Regions from separate parts of the Homo sapiens genome. Here region 2 is linked to region 1. The links are chromatin loops, found by intact Hi-C in ENCODE. Cell type or tissue: A673. All regions are shown on one strand. Links, peaks and the distances in the headings refer to the core of each region. The heading gives the core; the rest is flanking DNA.

Evidence for each region. Hi-C counts contacts between places; a loop is a spot of excess contacts. Peaks named below come from ENCODE experiments on the same cell type or tissue, not always from the same donor. Only the 100,000 strongest peaks of a DNase experiment are listed, where the experiment ranks them.
Region 2: a loop joins it to region 1, with 2.0 times the contacts of the local background. A loop is called at or near these places in 9 of 110 quality-filtered maps.

Annotation. Positions count from the first base shown.
Region 1 is chr7:120,720,796-120,731,394 of GRCh38, forward strand. All of the region lies in intron 1 of KCND2 (potassium voltage-gated channel subfamily D member 2), which reads left to right. Among named protein-coding and RNA genes, the nearest start is that of TSPAN12, 130 kb to the right of the region's middle. In A673, for the core only: a CTCF peak has its summit at 4,865 (motif pointing left); a DNase peak (open chromatin) is centred at 4,816.
Region 2 is chr7:120,580,681-120,591,279 of GRCh38, forward strand. The region is part of intron 1 of KCND2 (potassium voltage-gated channel subfamily D member 2); the gene reads left to right. Among named protein-coding and RNA genes, the nearest start is that of TSPAN12, 270 kb to the right of the region's middle. In A673, for the core only: no CTCF peak of the experiment used is centred there; a DNase peak (open chromatin) is centred at 6,081.

The sequences.
Region 1 (10,599 bases), core at 1,434-9,433:
GAGAACTTTCTTCACTTAGTCCATTCTGTTGTAAACACTTGATGTGATTTTTATTTGCCTACTTAGACCTTGAATACGATCAATACTGTTTTAAAAGTAAGGTACTCTGCTCACAATCCAACCTCACTTCCAGAAAATTAAGTGTAGAGAGGAGCATACGAAGAGAAGTAAGAAAGTATGCATTTAATGTACTTAGAATGTGGGATATATGCTGCATTTAAAAAAAATAGTTTTCTAGTATCAACATATTTTCACATGATTTGTTTCCTCTTTCTCCTTAAAATGAAACCTGATGGAAATAATTTTTATGGAAGTTTCTTTTCAGTTGGTTTATGTTTAAGCAGGTGTACTTTTTGGGTCATCTTTGTTTTTGTCGTGTGTTGTTGATTTTTCTTAACTACATAGAGTAAGAATACAACCACAGGGCATATTCATACAGAATTCTGACCAAGTAGAACTATAGAGGTAGAGTCATGAATTTTTTAAGATCCTCTTCATGTATATATTTTTTCTGGATATACCTTAGTTTGTATAGTTAATAAAAAGAATGACCATTCAATCGGTGCTTTAATCTCCTAAGAAGAGGCAAAATAATCCAAACACAAATCCATAAAGTATACTCATTTAATTTTAGGAGATAACTTTGTCTCACTTTGATTGGAATAGAATCTTTCTTCTAAAACATAACTAATGTAAACATAAGCTCCCGGATTCTCATCAAAAACAAAGTTTGTTTAAGGATATAGAAACTTTCTAGGTTAAATTGAACACTAGAATTTTAGAGGAAGCCTCTGGCTGTCTTTGGGAGGTTAAATCACATTTTCTCTAATCTCATCTCCTTTTATATTTAAACAGCTGTGACTATTTACATGAAGCATCATCACATTAAATTATTTATACTTAAAGAACTTTGGAATCGTTAGCAGGGAAGAAGTCCCTGGTTAGTGACTAAGCAGAGAGGTGCACACATAAGGAGAAACAAGGTGATATGGTTTGGCTGTGTCCCCACCCAAATCTCATCTTGAATTGTAGCTCCCATAATTCCCACATGTTGTGGGAGGGACCCGGTAGGAGATAATTGAATTATGGGGTCAGTTTCCTCCATACTGTTCTCATAGTAGTGAATAAGTCTCAAGAGAGCTGATGATTTTATAAGGGGTTTCCCCTTTCACTTGGCCGTCACTCTCCCTTTGCCAGCTGCCATGTAAGATGTCCCTTTGCTCTTGCTTCATCTTCCTCCATGATTGTGAGTCTTCTCCAGCCAGGTGGAACTGTGAGTCGATTAAATCTCCTTCCTTTATAAATTGTCCAGTCTCAGGTATGTCTTTAGTAGCAGCATAAAAACAGACTAATATACAAGGCAAGCCCATGACCTGGCTGTATGAGTGGTAAGAAATGACCCTCTCATGGTAAACTCCAAGCTGGCCCTGTGCTTCCAACACAGGACAGGAGGAACCCAGGCCCTACCTGGAGTGGTCAGTTGAGTGAGAACACCAGGCCTTTCTGAGTGAGAACACCAGGCCTTTCATAGAACTGCCATCAGATCATGTCAAGTATTTGGGAACAGGAGTAATATGGGCATGGCCAGACCCGCCAGGAGGGATACAACTTGTACTCACAATACCATCATCTCAGTCAGACACTACTGCTGCCAAAAAGGAGCCTAATTCTCTGCCACAATAAAGAGCCAAGTCTTAGCTCCCAGGCACTTAGAATTTTGTGCATTCTTTTCTGTGACACTTAAGGAGTAGATAAATAGGTGGCAAAATTATCAGGCCTTCTTTGGCAGAATTAGAAATAAAATATGTATTAGGTCATTACTGGATAATCCATAGGTAATTTTAAAAGTACAGTCAAAAATAAAATAGGTAAATACAACTTAAAAATGCCATGAGACCTCTAATAGCTAATGGATTTTAGGCTGTGTAAACTCAGATGGGGGAAAAAAATTTCAAATTAAATAGCTGCACTTCTTGTTTTAAGGCTGCCTAACTGACATTCTCCCCTAAGGCTGGCACTGCAGGCATACACCTGGGGACCAGCTTCTCTGTCTTCCCCTGGCAAAGGCACTTGGGAGTCTTTGAATAGATTATAAGCAATGAACAGTTCCAGGGGTGTCAGCAAGTGAGAGTGGTGGCTGGTTATAAGAAAACAGGCTTATCAACAGCACTGTCAAAGTGGCAAGGGATTTGGCTCCTTGGGTGACAGCCTGCAGGGCAGCAGCGGTGACTAGAACCATGCACCGTGGGGAGTTTCATCCAACAGAGTTACCTTTCAAAGGCCAGGAAGAGATGGAAGCAATGGCCGCAGGTAACTAAAGAAAGCCCCCAGAGTGAAAGTAGCCCTGACAGTGTTGAAGATGAAACCTCTTGGGACGGAAAACCAAAACATGCATCTTAGGGAAGCTGGTGCCATCAGCCCAAAGCCAAAGTGATCAGGCATTCACTGGGACTTTGATTTACTTGATGGACTAATTTTTCTTTTTCTGTTGGAAGACAAACATGTCTCCCTCAATATACTCACAAGGTTTAACCAGAGAGGATCTTGTTAAGAAAAATAACTACCACACGATGGAATTTTCAGATAATTGCCAGTGCTCACTATCTAAGATTAGTAGCATCCAAGAGAAGAATAGATGGTTATTGAACAACTCAGCTACTTCACAGGATGATGGTGAGATTTAGAGAACAGAGTCTATATTTATTTGAATTGTTGGATATTTAAAAGGACAAAATCTGCCAAGTTGGAGTTATTTGTATTTTAAAATGATGGCCAAGCTGAGCATGGTGGTGCATGCCTATTGTCCCAGCTACTCTGGAGGCTGAGGCTGAAGGTTCCCTTGAGTCCAGGATTTCTAGACTGTAGTACACTATGACTATACCTGTCAACAGCCACTGCACTCCAGTCTGGGCAACATAGTGAGACCTTGTCTCTTAAAAAAATTAAAATTAAAATCAACAAATTCTGGCCAGATTTATAGATTCATGTTTGTTAAGTATGTGACCATGGAAAACAGGTAGAAACTGGAAAAGTGGCAGGTCTCGCCACTTCTATTTTCATTTCAAATCATCTAGGTTAAAAATGGATTTCTCTGAGTATAAAAAGAGGAAGCATAAACAGTGTAGAACCAGGTTATGCTGGGCATTTTGTCTAAGTATTGGAGAGGAATTTAGAAAAACTGAGGTGGTGACATGGTTTTGGGCCTGGAGAAAAATAAGAAATCTGGTTCAGGAAAAAAAGAGGAAGAGACCTTTATCTCCCCTCACTCCCTGCCATATGTATTGTTTACCATCAGACCTTTCCCTGAAGGATTTATTTAAGCAATAAATATTTATTGGTTCCAATTATTTGCTCAGCACTGGACAAGGTCTGTGCTAGACCTGGGTTTATAACAATGACATGATCTTTGACCTCACTGAACTCATGATCTGGTAAGAGAAGATAGGCCTGTAAAAATCTAATTCTACTCTCTCAGTTGCAAGTAGCATTGAAGGCATAGCAAAGGGAGAGTGGATACTTTTATTGGATAGAGATAAAATTGTCAGGAAGTTTTTAAATAAGAATTGACATTTGAGCTTCATCAATGGAAATTGGAAATTACCCAAAGGATTTATGCAGTAGGAGTGCCAAGAGGAATATTCTGGAAAGAACAGTATTACAAGACATACAGAAATGGAAAGACGTAGTACATTCCAGTAATAGAAAGTTATTTGTTCCAGTGAGACTATGGGGTGTATGTGGGTGAACAGTGGAGGATGAGGTGGCCAAGTCATGAAGAGCTGTGGTTATCATGCTAAAGAGCTTGGCTCTTTCCTGCAGGTGATGGAGAGACACTGAAGGCTTTTATGCAGGAGAATGACATGACCAGACTCACAGATATGTGAGAGTGAAAGGATAGCTCCAGGCAACAAAGACTAGGAACTCAAAGCACAGGAAAATATTTCCGGTGGCTCCACAGCTGGGAAAGCCAGTCCCTAGTGGGTTTTTTTGTTTGTTTTTAATGTGTACCTCTCAGTAATCAGTTGTACATCTATTTTCATAACTTCTTTAAAAATCATAATTTTATAAAATGAGGGAATAAAGTGTTAAAAACATGGCTCTGAAAGGCATATTTTGAACATAAAATATTCTGTAAAGGAGACTATATAGTCTTTTACTGATGACATTCATTTAGGTAAAAAACACTTCATTAGAATGTTAGGTCAAAATCATATGTTCCATTTATAACCTTTAAAGCCTTGCCATAATCATATAATAGGCTAAAAGCAAGAGGAAAAAAATAGGAAACAGGAAAGAATTTGGTTTTTTTAAAAAAGCACAAGCTAAAGAACGCAGTCAGTAAGCCCTGCTGAAATCCCACATTGAGGGTTTACTGTATAAATGTTGAGAATGTTGAGTAGATGTGCTAAAATCATCTTAGTTCTTTCCTTGATTTTTTCTTTTCTATACACAAATCTTAATCCTTTAATTTCATGTAATTTTCACACTAAGGGTCCTAATTAAGGGTTTCTTATTTAAAATTGTGCCTTAGCGATACCTAGCATTAGAGAAAATTACTTATCTTTGTAAAAGAAACACAAAATGCTGTCGGAATTATTTTTGCATCTTTTTGGAAACACCTTGAAAATAGATAATTTATGAAATTTGTGGGGTAGGGGTCAACTATTTCCAGAGGAATAAGATGCCCAAAATACAGCCTAAATATTACATGTGTGCAGGCAAAAGATAAGGAATCGGTACAGGCAATTTACTGGAAATACTTTTCTCGCTCTCAGCTTGTGAAAACCAGCAAAGACCTGGTTTGTTTCCAAACTTTCATTTAGGTTTTTATGCCCCCTAGCGGGTATTTGGTATTTCTGCAATTGTAAAATAATGCTGATATTTTTCAGCAATTCCTTCGTGCATTGTGAGTTCAGACTCTTTATGTTGACAATATTTAACATCGATACTCCCTTAAGTATCTTAAGTATTCAAATGAGAAGTTTTAAACATTATTTGGGCTATAACACTTTGGATAATTTAATAACACCTGTGAAAACACTTTTCATGAAAATGCATATGAAAACATATAGTATCATGGAGTTCCCTGACTCCCTTGAATTTATCCACGCACTCCTTGAAAGTTCATAGACTCCGAGGTAAAAATCTCTAATTAGGGTGTGGAATCCTCTAGCTTCCGCTTTCATTTAGTGGGCGCTAATTAAGATTATTAATGCTGTGAATAGTGGAAACAGTTTTTTTAAAATACACTGTTAAAAGTTAACAGTAGCTCATAATTTGGCTGAAACAAGAAATAACGCAGAATACTTTAAACAACTACATACATTAGCTGATCCAAAAAAAAATGTTCTTGGGCTTTGATCGTATAGTAATTGATCCTCCAGGCAAGAGAGGTGGAGACAAAATCAAGGCAACTTTTTAGGCAAATATCGATTTTAAAATGTCAAAGAGAAATCTGCCTATTGTGAAGTAATACCAGGGCCCCTCTGGCAAACAAGTTCAATACCACAAGCAGGTGTTATGTAACAACACTCAAAAAAAAGGTCATTTGCTATTTGCAAACATTACAGCTACTGTAAAAATCATCCATCAAACTGTGATCCTTCTAGAATACCAAGCTGATGGCAGAAAATCCATGAATAACATAGATACTCAGACCCTAAGGGGTAGAATTACTAGTTACAAAGTGATCCAGCTTCCAGGTCAGAAGAAATTGTTTCTTAGACCTCTCAGACTAACACTCTGGTCAAAGAGAAAAATTCAGTGGATAGGTCAATAATTTAAACGCACATAGACGTACACACATAATCAACTAACGGCTTTCACCGGGGCATTATACACATTACTTACTTTCATCTAACTTTTTAAAGGATACCTGCTTTTCAAATACTTACACTCCAAATACTGATTCATGTCCCATGTGAGTTTCTTTTAATTATTGTAGTAGTTGAAATGCAGCATTTTTTTGAACCAGCAACTGCCCTATACAATGTACAGAATGCTCCTGAACTTCTGTGCACCTGCACAGGATCTGTTCATTCATTCTATTCCTTATACCTAGTAATTCACAATTTTTCCTTGTAAAAAATGAAAAAGATAATGTGAGAGATTGAGTTACAGTAAGCATCAAGGTTTATTTTAAAATCAGAATTTTCTTCCTGTTGTACAAGGATCTCTTCTATCTTCATGATTATTTATCAATTACATGACTTTTGTTTTATCTTTTAGTGTGTGTGGGACATACTTTCAGAGATGGAAAGTCACGCATTAGCTAGGGAGATTTGCCTCATATAACATTTGTACTCTATCAAATGAACATACATTTATACCCATCAAATAAAAAGAGAAAAAATAGAAACTATATGAATAGGACTAGGAAGCTAACAGTATTGTTTGAAGATGGTGTAAGAAAATTCAAGGAAATATTTCTCCATTTGAGATATAAAGACAGCCACATCATGCAACTTCTGAACTAGTCATGCAACTTCTGAAGAAATACTAAACAGGGAAATATTTAGTAAGGTGTCAATAACATTTGGTTTACAATGAATTATGTTTTAAAATTATGCATATTTTCAACCTATCAATATTACTTGATAAATAGGAAGATGGATAGATGGATGAATGGATGCATTGTCTGCCTGAATTAATCAGATTTCATGAGATTTAGTATTAAGTAGAGTGCATGCCAGAATTCAAGAACTTTGCATGAAAATTTTTGATAATATTTGAGACAAATCTTTAATAGCCAAAACTTAAATCTCTTCTGAGGAATTGGTCTTCCACCCAAAATAATCTTCAATATTTGGCAAAATATAAAATTTTAGCCAGTATTTTTGGGAAGTACGCAAATTTAGAATTAACATTTTTATGCAAAAGGCACTTCCATGTTGTACCTTTTTAACCGATATGAGGAAGAAAGGGAGCCATAAACATGAGGTCTGGCAGATGTCCAGGGTGAAAAAGGAGCAGAAGGAAACTGGTGGCTCTACTGACATAGTAAATATAGGAGAAAGAAGGAAAACTTAGAAGCAGGGGAGAGTAGAAAGAGTATGGGGGGCCGGGCACGGTGGCTCACGCTTGTAATCCCAGCACTTTGGGAGGCTGAGGACGGTGGATCACAAAGTCAGGAGATCAAGACCATCCTGGCCAACATGGTGAAACCCCTTCTCTACTAAAAATACAAAAATTAGCTGGGTGTGGTGGCATGTGCCTGTAATCCCAGCTACTCAGAAGGCTGAGGCACGAGAATCGCTTGAACCCAGGAGGCAGAGGTTGCAGTGAGCCGAGATGGCACCACTGCACTCCAGCCTGGCAACAGAGGGAGATTCCGTCTCAAAAAAAAAAAAAAAAGAAAGAAAGAAAAAAGAAAAGAAAAGAGTATAGGGAAAAGTTTCCTTTCAATTAACGATGTTCAAGTTGCTGTGTTATCTAAAATATTTGATAGTTATTCTCTCATGATATATTCTCTTGTTTCGTTCTTCTTCTTTTTTTTTTTTTTTTTAAAAATTTTGAGATGGAGTCTCGCTCTTGTTGCCCAGGCTGGAGTGCAATGGCGCCATCTCGGCTCACTGCAACCTCTGCCTCCTGGGTTCAAGAGATTCTCCTGCCTCAGCCTCCCAAGTAGCTGAGACTGCAGGCATGTGCCACCACACCCGGCTAACATTGTATCTGTAGTAGAGATGGGGTTTCTCCATGTTGGTCAGGCTGGTCTTGAACTCCTGACTCAGATGATCCACCAGCCTCTGCTTCCCAAAGTGCTGGGATTACAGCCGTGAACCATTACACCCAGCCTCCTTCTTATGTTTTTGCGAATTCATTCTTTATTTTCTTAGGCTTTAGGGGCTTCTTGTAGTCTTTTAATCAATCTTATTAAATACAGAAAAAATATATATATGAATATAAACCCCACATTATGTCATGTTTTGGTGTAACTTTTTTTGGGAAATGATTTTTCAACGACTGAGTACATAATATAAAATTCTAAAGAAAAACAGAAAGAATGAAATAAATAATCCTACTGGGCTTAGCATAAATTTACAAATAAGGAGTCAGGAAAAATGAGATATATTTTTTTATATTGAATATAAATAATAAAGTACCAACAGGAAACCAAGTTGCCTAGGATATAAATAATCATTAAAAGGTGGCAGTATTTTAGAAACACTTAAACTTTCAATGATCATTTCACCACGGTGTCACTTCTCAATATAAGCTTTCTATTCTAAGCCTTTCCTCCACGGAATTTCAGAGAGATGTGATTCCTGAGGTGTATAATGCTGTTTTGCTTCTTGCTGTGAGTTTGAATACTAGTTAGAAGATCTTTTGTTAAACAAAGAAAAGCAGCTGGTTTTGCCAGTGAGATATATCCCATCCCTAGCAGATTCTGTGCTCAATTACAAGTTGCAGATAAAAATTACCCATTTCCATTTCTCCAGGTCACTACTAAATGAGAAGAGAGACAAAATGAGTAATGTAAAAACAGACATGAATCATACTATATTTTTTGCTCTTCTCCAACATATTCGAATAGTGAGATATGCTTAAAATATTACAAATATCAACAGCAGTCAACTTTAAACTGATAAAGGGAGCAGGGAGAAGGATAGAAAGAGTAATGTAAATTGTACCAAGGAGTATGAGGAAGAAGGCAGCTGGTGTTCCATGGGAACCAGCCAAGGGCTCAGGCTGTCCTTACATGAGAAATTGCAGGACAGCCTGGACTGTCTTAGCACCCCTGCCTGTTCTACTTCCTTGTATTCTCTTACCATCTCCTCTGCTTTCTCTCACAACAGCAGAGCCTTGGAGACCATCCTAACTGGCTATAACATGGGGAAACTCTGTGTCTCTACCCAAGAGCATAAACGTGAGAGAAGATGTTCCCACTGATGAACACTTTGTGCCCCCTTCCTCTTCTCACCATAATCATTGCAGTCCTGCCCAGTCCTTGCAAATACTCACCTGTGTTTTCTCAGTTGTGAAGGAATGTTGGATTATAAAACAAAGAGATGGTAGAGCTAAAAAATAAATATTTTATTTGGTGTAGATTAGCCTAGCTTTATGACACGAAGCTTATGTATCTGCAACCTCTTTTACCTTATGAATCCTTCTAGACTGTGAATTTGCTGCCTTTCAATAAACTGGTGTATCTCCTTACTTTTCGTAATTTTCTCTAATAATTGCAAGTATGCTGAGCTTGCCTATCCTATGACATAGTGATCCTAGAATACAAAAAGTAAACAGTAAATAATGATTTTTAAAAATCTTTCAAGGGCAAGAGAAACTATATGATGGATTCACTTAGCTAGTTTATATATTTATATTTTAAAAGGCTTATTTTAATTACATGGACTCAGTCCTTGTATTCTTTAGCCATAATAAATAATTGAGTTTTTATTAAAAATCAAATCCCTTTTTTAAAAGCCGTGTGTGTGTGTGCGCGCGTGCGTGTGTGTGTCTGTGTATGTACCTTCTCTGGGGCTTACTGCATAATCAGTGTGAAGGGGAAAAACATTGTGTATAAAATATGACTGGACATTCAATGTGAACTGTGACAGATACATAATTTGGCTCATATGTACACAGCATTGTATAAAAAGGAGTTGACCTTCCAATCCCACTGACATACCTCTACAGTAAGAATATCCCCAAGACTTTTGAAAATCATCTTCTAAATTCCTTTAGCTTTCACTGTTTCTTCACTAACATAACCTTTAGATTATAATTTAGCTTCCCAGATAGAAGGAGATCGTGTTTTATATGAACACAGCATTCTGGTTCTTAGGTTATTATTTTTGTACTATAAATTAATACTGTTATTCTGGTGCCAAAGCCTTGTGGGAACTTCAGCTATGTTAAATTAGCTCAACTACTGATCACCCACAAACACCAACAGGAATGAGTACCTGGATCTTCAAATCAAAGGACCAGAGCTCAGAATAGGGTCACTAAATGTGGCACTAGATAGTATCACCTTCTGTCTCTCTCAACAGTTTTTCTTCAGCCAATTCCTCTCCATCTCCATATTGACACACATATGTTTTCCCACAAAACAATGTTAGAGTGACTATTGCCTAGGCTACCTCTCAAGATACAATATAACCCCAAGTCCTCCTAAACTCCCTTGAGCATGGATTCTAGTATGTGAGTTCCTTTGATCCCTGTCTCTCAGGACTACACTCTCTGAGCATTGAGCTCTCCAAAGCCCCAGAGTAAGCATGGAGTAGTTGGAGCTCAGACACAGCTGGGTAACTTCGGCAATAGTAAGATGGAAAGAACTCCTCCTTGTCCCCCGCCCCAGGAGTGCACTCTAGACAAAGTCTCCATCAGTAAAGAAGAGAAAGTGTACTCATTCAACTAATATGTAGTAGGAGCTGGCCTTATGCTCACGAAACACAAAGTAGAACTGCTCCTGCTTTAGCAATTTTACATTCTAATGTCAGTAGGGTGGATGAGGAGTGAAAAAATAAATCAATAAATAAGAAAATGTTACTTGTTAATAAGTACTCTGAAGACAGTCAAATGAGGAAATGTTACAGAGAATGAATAGGAAAGAGAATAAGACTACTGTGAATTAGGTGGCCAGAAAATCACTTGGAT
Region 2 (10,599 bases), core at 1,664-9,663, 140 kb before region 1:
ATCTTGTAAGAAACTATTTTTTATGCTTGACAAGCTACTTTACTATCTTATACTTTCTGCCTTGTAATATGAAGTTGGAATCTAAAAAAAAAGCCCCCAAAACTTTCATAACTTGTTTTTATTATGAACTTGCTTTTATTATGGCACAATGAGCAACTTCTAAAGCTAGTGAGTTTCCCATCCCTAAAAGGAGTCAAAATAAAAGGCCAAATTACCTTAGTGTAAGGATAGTTGAACATGGATTCTTAAATTCAGTAGAAAACTGGACTAAATTGTTTCTACATTTTATTTCAACTCCAATAATTCATTTAAGCCACCTATTTTCAAAATTGTTTGAGATAACTTTCAATAAAATATATGTGGTTGGTCGATTCAAGTGGAAATTGAAACTACAACTTCTGAGAACTCAAGATTATAATTATGTCTAATATAAAGTCTTATTAGAAGATATAATAACGAAGCATACCCAGCTAGGCAGAGTTTTCTAAGCTTATTCATACATTCTGAACAAATTTGCCAAATATGACTAGTGTCAACAGACTGCAGATTTTAGAGCCAGTTGAATGTTCCTCTCTCTAAAAGCAAGTTTAGTTTGTTTCTCGCTTTCCTATAGAAACCTTATTGAAATATTTAGTATCTGAGTTTGATGGTTTTATATCATAGGACGTTCTTAGCAGACAGTATCTTGCACCCAGTAGGTAGTATGTGTAAGTGTATGCATTGAATTGAATATCCTAGAACAGACAGTCCTTATCCAATTCTGTCTTCAAATGTCTTACCTCATTCTGAAGAATGGATATAAATCCTGATGAAGTCCTAATTAGATAGTAAAAGAGGGATAGAATAAAACAATAATGAGCACAGATAGCAACAGTCTAGTGCCTGTCTGTTTGGAGAGAAGCAATCTTCCACCTACATTATTTTCTTTACAGATGAAAAATGTAGTTTGTAGCTTTAGTGTTATGTTCAAATAAAGATTAGGGAAGGTGAACAGGCAGCAAGCTAATTGCCTGGAATCTAAAATTGGTAGATCTTAATAATTTTTTTTTTTTGATGGAGTCTTCCTCGGTGCCCAGGCTGGAGTGCAACGGTATGATCTCAGCTCACTGCAACCTGCACCTCCTGCGTTCATGCAATTCTCCTGCCTCAGCAGCCCAAGTAGCTGGGATTACAGACATGCACCACCAAACCCAGCTAATTTTTTCATATTTTTAATAGAGACAGGGTTTCACCATGTTGGTCAGGCTGGTCTCAAACTCCTGACCTCAAGTCATCCACCCGCCTCAGCCTCCCGAAGTGCTGGGATTACAGGTGTGAGCCACCGCACCGGGCCAATCTTAACAATTTAACAAGGTGCAAATGAAAAAGAAAGAAAACCTTCAGTCCTTTTAATATTTAAGGGTAATCTATGTCACTCTTCATCTACAACATTCAATGGAATTGCTTCCAGTCTTTTCTCATTAGATTTTTTCAGAACCTTGGCCTGTGGTCACTCTGAGCCCCAGTTCCACAGCAGTGTTAATCACTTCCTCCTCGCTGTCCCTAAAAGATCCCAAGACCTCTCCATTGTGATTTTTTTTAAAAATCAAGTAACCCTTCTCCTACTAGCACCTCTTCCATTTTCCTCCTTTCTAGCAAATCTAAACGTTCCCAATTAAGTTTTTCTCTCCTTTTTTTTGACCATTATATATACTCTCCTCATTCTTAATATTCTATAGTCAAACTGTGCTCTCCTTCTGTACTGATAACTGTTTTAAGGACACAATGATCATTTGTTGATTAAATTAGTGGTTGTTTTCCTTCAACCTCCTGCTGTGTTTTCTACTATTGGCCGCTTTCTGCTCACACCACACCTTAGATTGGTGTAGAATTTGTCTGCTGCAAGGCCTTAGGTCTCTTTGAAGTACTCTGACTACCCCTCCTCTGCCTCTTTCTCCATCCTCCCATTCCATAAAGTGGGCTTTTCCCTCAAGATATAGACCCAAGCAAATCTTTAAACAATTATAAAAAAATATATTCTAAGATATATAATTAAATAATTCTCCGCTGATACCATCTCTTCATCTCTTGGTCAGTTTTTGTTTTATCCTTGGGCCCAATTATGGCCCAGCAGGTATTTTATTATTTATATCATTCATATATTTTTCTTCCTTTCCAGTCTCATTTTTAGCTACTACACACCTATAGAACTCTCAGAAGGACTTTCTGTAGTTTCTTTAGCTTATGACATTAGTTTCTCATCCTATCTGGTTTGCATTGCTCTGTGTGTGTGTATGTGTGTGTGTGTGTGTGTGTGTGTATGTTTTATGTGCACATATCTTGTTTCCTCAGCTTCCCTATCAGCTCCTGAAGGACAGAAAGTATATTGTACACTTACAGTGTAACCAGTAGTTCTGGCAGAGTCTCTTACTCATAGTTAAGATGGTATAGATACTTGTAATCACGAGGTTAGTGGATAAGTACTCAGTCACTGTCAGGAGCATGGATAAGGAATACAGCGTAGCTCTTTATCCATTGTTTCAGATCTCCACTCAGACCAACACATCCTACAGAGCAGGACCCACCGACACATTCATCGCCAGTTTTGCTAATTCTTCTTGATGACTATTTTCATTTCTATCCCAAATTTCTATTCAAATATTGATTTTTTCCTAATGAATTTTATAATGTGGATATAATGTTAGTCAGTTTTTGAAATTGAACAACAAATTGTTGATTTGGAGCATGTATATGTGTGTGTGTTTTATATTAGTTTGTTAGAGCTGACATGAGAAAGTACCATATACTGGGTACTATGAAAATCTATTTCCTCACAGTTCTGGAGAAAATGCAGAGAAATTGAGATCAAGGTGTCAGCAGAGTTGGTGCCTGTGAGGTCTCTCTCTGGCTTATAGATGGCGGTCTTCTCCCAGTGTCTTCCCATGGCCTTCCTTCTGTGCCTCTCTGTGTCTAAATGTTCTCTTCTTATAAAGACACCAATAATATTAAATTATGGTCACCTTAATGACTTCATTTTCACTTAATTAGCTCCTTCAAGGTCCTTTGATATCTCCAAATAATCACCTTCTGAGATACAGGGGTTAGGAATTCAGCATAGGAATTGTGGGGGGGGGGACAAAATTCAGCACATAAAATTTAAGTAGCAAAGTAATTGTGTGAAAAAAAGCAATATAGAAAGAGAAGAGAGACATTAAACTTTGAGGAAGAAAAAAAAGAATCACAAAAATGTAATCAGTCATCCACCCTAATGTCTGAAGAATTCAGCAGGGAAGGTGTCAACCACAGGACATCAGGGAGGTCACGGGACTCAACACTGCCATTTCAGTGAAGAAAAGGAAGTAGCTAATGTATCCAGTGAAATTCCAAAGGGTGTTAATCATATCAGTTTTTATTCCCTTGAGAAATTCTCTTGAAACTGAGGTAAACATCTGGAATGCACAATTGACAGAGACATATGGAGCTCATGCTGTAATAATATAAATATGCTTTCTATCCTCTTTGGGGGCATAAGTTACATTTTGAATTATGTCATCACACATATGCTGCCCTTGTGTATCAGCAGTTTAGCATTACATGCAGATCTAAAACTGTCCCTAGGCCTGGGTCATTTATTGATTGTGTTCGGTCATGGTTTTTACTGATCATTTCTAGTCTCACATTCAGGTGGCTCTTTCAGCGCATTTTAAAGTTTCCTTGCTGCTATCCCTGCTGTTATTTCTTAGGTGACTCATGTTGTAATTTTCCAAACTGACTGTCTTCACAGTGAGAGGAAAAGCATTCACGCAGCTAAAATGGATTTTATGTTCAATGTCATTCTAAACTATCAGTGAAAAAAAGTTGAACAGGTTAGCATTTGAAACAGGTACATGGGGAGCATTATAAAGGGGCTCATTTAGGAATTAGCTACCTGCAGAACATCTTCATGTCAGAAAGATTCCTCGAACTCACAGAAGCATAATGGGACTCACAGCAATACTAATCCTTAGTGGCAATCCTAAATACATGGACCCACTTTCTGCCATATCACTATATGTGACATTCTGCAGACTGTGCACACTCACGTGCTCACGCACACACACGCATGCGCGTGCACACACACACACTTTGGGTGAAAGATGCAATATTAGTTAAAGCAAAAAAAATCATAAAATATGCAATTGTATTGGGTTTGTAAAAGAAGAATACCTTATTAATTATCATGATTGACATTGAAATGACCAAAAAAATTCAACAGTAGAAAAAGAAGAAAAATAGGGAAACATGATTTTTTCAGTATATTTGCCTTAATTAGAAGAGTGACTTTTTCCAAGTGGATGATCATTCTCTCTTTGGGGTGGTGGCATATAAGAAGATTGAGTTTAGACAGGGCTTTTTCTAACTCTGAAGGCATCTCGTAGTTCCTGACACACACTTAGGTGTGCCTCTCTTCTTGAGAGTTACCAAGTATAATAAAGGCATTACTAACACTTGCTTTTTGTGCCTAAGGGGAGTGTAGAGACTTTTTTTTTTTTAAAGAAAATCTCCTGGGAAATATTATATCACAAAACTCACCTCTGTGAACAAATGTCTTTGGTTGGATGATTCTCAAGGAAATGTGGACGGAAGAACAGAGGCAGAGAAACAGAAGGGGATGGGGGGTGGAGTGTGGGACAGGAGATAGTGAAGGTAAAGAAAGTCATCATGGTTGACAAAGGAGTTTGATATGGTCTGATTTGAAATTCTTTAAGCAGATGAGAAAAGGGAGGTGCACAAACTTACATACTTCCTAGGCATGTCTTGGGCAGACAGAATGAATAGAGGAAAGAATGCAGAGAAACATATGGTGCTTGGACATAGTAGAGAAAGCATGGGTCTGAATTCAGGTAGATAAAAAGAGCATCAGTTTGCACCATACATTAAGTAGGTCAGAGATCACACATTAGGTATCAAGGGGAGAAAAGAGAGTAGGAAATAAGTAGAGGGCAGGTGTCATCCATATAAATAGGTAAAGAATGAATTCCAGGAAGCAGGGAAGGGAATCAAGAATCTGGGCCAGGGCACTAAAGAGAAACAGGATCACTGACACATCTCAGTGCTCAGCTGTTTGAACCAGGGACCTGTACCAAAAGTAATATTTGAACGCAATGATAATGAATCTTAATCCTGTAAATGATCATCTCTAGGAAATTAGATGATCTTTCCTGGTGTCTGTGAGCCACCATTGTCTATTCATTTAGTCCACATTAATGAGAAAATTCTCCAGGTTTCACCATGGAAAATTGGCAGCTTTTGAAGATTGATCCTTCAGCAGTCATATGGCTCAGTCCAGCTCAGTCAGTAAATCCTGAGCTCATTCTCATAATCCTTTCTCAAGAAAAAATGCTACGGACTACTTGACTTGATTTCTATAGATTGTTTTTTCTATATAGGAACTATGTGGTCAGATTTTTATAAATTTTAGGTATCATACAATATAAAACACACAGTAGCTGTATACTCACACACAGACACACACACACACACAAACACACACACACAGGCATAAAGTACAGATGGCTACAGAATGATGATAACATTGCACCTTCTTATGAAAAGCGCACCCATATGTCCTAAAGTTAAATTAGTGCTATCTAATGATGTTTGACCCTCATGTATTTTTTACTGAGGTCTTTTGATTCTCATTTCCTCCATTTAAATAATGAACTCCTCTTGTTTTTGTCAAATGACAAAAAAAAATTTAGTCACACATAAAATTCATCAAAATCTTTGTTCATTATCAAACTTGTAAGATAAGGTTAACATTATTATCAAAAATTATTATAAAGGAATCCTGTATTCTGTAATTGATCTTGCATCAAAAATTGACAGGCACAAATGAAGGATTTTTGTCACTTTAAGCAAGTAATTCTCCCTTTTCTTTACTGTATGAGTCCGTATTCTTGCACATTTTGTAGACTGTCAAATAAGCAAAGACACTTTATTAGTGATTTGCAGCATTTTATTGTTAAGATTTTCACTGCTTTCTCAACGGTTTCCTGACTTGCAGAGGATTTTTTTCTTCTTCTTCTCATTTCCTACCAGTGTAGCATTTTAAGTAGGTGTTATAAATCTCTGCCAAAGGCACATTCATAGCCCTGCTTGAATAGTTTCATTTAGACTAGAACTACCCTTACTTTTCAAGTCCCTTCAAGATCTTTATCATAGTGAAATAACACTTTGTTTTCATTAAAGGATAAAGCACAACTTTATAAAAAGCCCCCAAAGTAACGAATACAGAAGATTTCTTTAATTTTTGGAGTAGATTCAATATTAAATCTTATTATTAAATTAATTTTAAATGTCTACTTGAAATCCAAATAGGGATTTTAAATTATTTTTTAAATACAGAAAGGGACATGTATATTAAGTATATTTTAATACATTTACTATTTTAGCTCTATAAATCACTCTTGATGACTGCATGCTGTAAACATTTTTCACAGAGGCAAACAAAATGCTCATGTCTTCTTTGGTAATTTTAGTCAAATGTGCTCTAATAGACTTGTGACAAGTATGTTTTTCCCTAATCCAAGACTTCTAATTCAGGCCACAAATATTACTTCAAAATATACCAAATCCAGCAGAGAAGTATATTGAGCTGGAGTTTCCAGAAGGGAAAAGTGGAGATAGAAATCTTTCGCAAATTCCATTTACAACCTTGCCAAGTAGATGCCAAGAATACTAATCTCTTGAAAGGTGTCATAACTTTTCAAAATTTTAGCCGGAAGGCAGCTATATAGTATTCTTCTTGATCTGTTTCATGATCAGTCAGAATGGTTTATTCATGTGGTTATAAGTGACCAGGGAACACATCTCCTAATGACTTACAGGATTTTTTTTTTCCAGACGAATAGATTTCCTAACAGATATATCTTTTGGGGAAAAAAAATCAAATGTATCAGACATAAGATGACCTTTCTCTTTCAACATTTCTTTTGTAACATCAGTCACTCTGTTCTCTTCATATAATGATGAAAAACCACCACTTTCAGTTTTATAAAAGCTTCTATCTTCACAATGAGCCATTTTCATAAAGCATTACACTGCCTTTAGGATAAATGCATGTGGTGCGTGTTACAGCCCCTACTGTGTGCTGATGCATTTATTCTTTTTGCTTTAATTTTTAGTGTTTCAAATGATAGAAAAAAATAATATAATAGCGTTCATAAATTCAACAGGCACCTCCTACAGGTTTTGTGGTAGACCCTAAGATCACCTGAAGTCTGGAACCTATGTTTAGAATCCTGGGGTCTTTTGCTTATACAGTATGTTATAAATATGTTTATATTCATGTTCATTTGTAAAGCCTAAAATGTCAGTCAGTGAAAGGAACTCTCTTCACCCAGTAAATGACAAAACTACCTGTTTTTATCTTAATGCATGCTCTTCTCTCCTCAGTTGAATATTTTTACAGATATAATTCGTAGGATATGTTTCTGTGGTATTTATGTAATACAAATTTACATTATATTTAATTAAATCTTTACCCAAATAAAGTGAGGAATTAGTGGCATCCCTTGGCTTTATAGTCTAACAGGTGTGTGTGAGGTTTAAAAGTTCCTATCTCATTTTAACTGATATTTTGTAATCCTAAATTCCAGAATTAAAATACTATGAATGATTTTATTTACCCTTTCATGGGGCATATACCTTGATCATTGATTTTTATTGCAGCCAGGAATAATAGAGGGAGGCAACTGTGCAGTGTGTGTGTGTGTGTGTGTGTGTGTGTGTGTGTGTGTGTTTCCTTGAGTGGGTTGCTCAGACAAGAATCTAGGATCAGAATCTGAGATCACCTACTTTGAACCCATAATCTTGAAATAGAATCTAATGGAAAGCTGCTTGTAGAAAGATAAGCAGAGCACTATTCACCCTGCTGTTTACTGGGGAGGATGAAACTCGATTCTGTTTCACAGCTGCATTTACTCCCACCTCCTCCTGACATCTGTGGGCTAAGGGAACACAAGCTTGTGAAGAAAACTGTGTTCAGTCACCAATTACAATGAAAACTCTAAAAGAGGGTGGAGGAAGGAATGGCAAAATAGGAACAGGAACAGGACAGGAACAGGAAGAGGACTGAATTAATTTTATTCCATTGCCTAATGTATATTTTTAAATTTTCCTTATCTGATTTCTTTAGGCTTGGGACATAATTGTCCACCTGCCCATCTGACAGAATTTTACTCAATAAATGCCTCATATAGCCATGTCTTGAGGTTTCAGAACATCATCTCTTGTGCTAGGTTGAATAAACCAAAATTACTCCTTACCATGGAAATGTGTGTTTTCATAAATGAAAGCAATAAAACATTAACCAAAAAAGCCAGACCGGAAAGATTTTTCTGAGGACACAGGTCAAAGTGGACAAATATTATGTAACCCTAAATTTGGAGCTAACACACGTTTATTATTTTACAAAGCTGAACTCAGTCATGCAATAGCTATAGACTCCATCTTTCTAAGGTTAGAAAGTAGGTGAATATAAATAGGAATAATAGAATTATAAGTGAATAGTAGAATTATAAGTACACCAGAATAAATGTGTACTAGGATATGACAGATTCACCATGTCAAATAAATAGCAGAAGTGAATGATAAGTATGCAAAACACAAGAATAAATAAAAATTTAGGCCTAAAATTTAATTTTTACCATTCTTACAAAAAATACACATTTAATAGACAATAAAGTATACACAAATATATTAAAGAATTTGGTAAGGTGTAGATGTTTTTTAAACTTTAGGATCAAGAACACTTGGCATCCATTTATTATAAGTGTAAGACTTGTCAAGGAGACAGACAGAGTCGCTATTGAAGTCCTTTCCAGCTCATTGAGCCTAAAACCCTTAAATGCTGGGACAAGGCAGCTGGCAGTAAAATAATTTTAATGATCATTAACTTTGCTATTTTGATGTCTATTTTAATATACCAAATTTGTCTTTTATGAGTTCAATTTATTTTTAAGTAATTTATTCTCTAGGAAAAATAAATGCCATACTTTTTTAAGTGAAGAACAGAAATCTTCTTTCTATATGAATTCTATGAATGAATTTATCATATCTGGACTGAGACTTTGGGCAAGTCTCCTAACCTCACTATGTCTCAGTTTATTCCTATGGAAAATGGGGTTAATGGTAGTGCTAACATCATAATGTTGAGAGGGAACCTGAGTTGGAACATGTAAATGCTCAATGAATTACTATTATTATTATTGCCACTTTATGCACTTTCAGTCAGAAACAGAGCTCTAAAGTTCAAGTCTTGCTTGTATTCCTTAATTTTCACAAAGGCTCGTTATTTCCTTTTTTTGTTTTTGTTTTTGTTTTTGTTTTTGAGACGGAGTCTCGCCCTGTCACCCAGGCTGGAGTGCAATGGCGGCGAACTCGATCTCGGCTCACTGCAACCTCCGTTTCCCAGGTTCAAGCAATCGTGCCTCAGCCTCTCGAGTGGCTGGGATTACAGGTGCATGCCACCATGCCTGCCTAATTTTTGTATTTTTAGTAGAGATGGGGTTTCACCATATTGGCCCCGCTGGTCTCGAACTCCTGACCTCAAGATATCTGCTCACTCGGATTCCCAAAGTGCTGGGATACAGGCGTGAGCCACTGTGCCTGGCTAGGGCTCTTAATTTCACCTACTTCACAGTGGTTTGCATCTCCCTTTGATCAGTCATAAAAAAGATACAGCTTCTTGCCAGAAATTGCATGCCCCAAATCCCTGCTGTTAATCCTTACCAAAGTCTGATTGTGGCAAATAATATTAATAAGAAATTGAAACTATCCATTCATTTATTAGGGGAATTCTGGATGTAAGGGATGCGCTTCCAGGAGTGAAAATGTCACTGGATTTTCAGATTTACATTTTCTTTCATTAAATATATTGCAAATGTAATTTTGTGTCTGTATTTTTGGAGAGAGAAGTTCCAATCAGAGCTTTCATCTGATTCTCAAAAGAATATGCAGTCCCAAAGCCACATCTTTTGTGAGGCATTCTGAGTATTCTAATTTTATCCTAGCATCAATTCAGGCCCTCAGAAAATTATATATATATAGCTGTACTGGCTTGTTCTTTTCTAGAATTTTTTACTGAATCACACTTTAGTGCTATGGATTTCTTATCTAGTTTCAGTTGTATTCATTATGTAGATCCTTGTCTAGGATAACTTGTTATGAGAACTTCATCAGAGAATTTTTTTTATGTTTCAGTATCAGAGAAAGTTATGAAAAACTGTCTTGTGTTTATCTTTTAGATGGTTGAATATTTTTTTTCTTGGGCTGCTAGAAAATCTATACTGCAGGTTTTCTGTGTTAACCTTATTCTGGATTAATTATTTTTCCTACTATGATAATGCTTCATCTCAATTTCCCACACATTTTCTTTGGAAAAGTAAAAAATTAGTAGCTTTTTTCCCAGTATATATCACCCAACATGTTCAATGTCTTTCAGTAAAGTAATGCTTCAAATTTCAACCTACATAATTTGAATTAGAAATGAAACAAGTTTTTACAAATTTGGTGAATGCTTATGAGATAATTGGGGATTTGGGGTTTAAATAACATATTGGTACATTCATAGTTTGC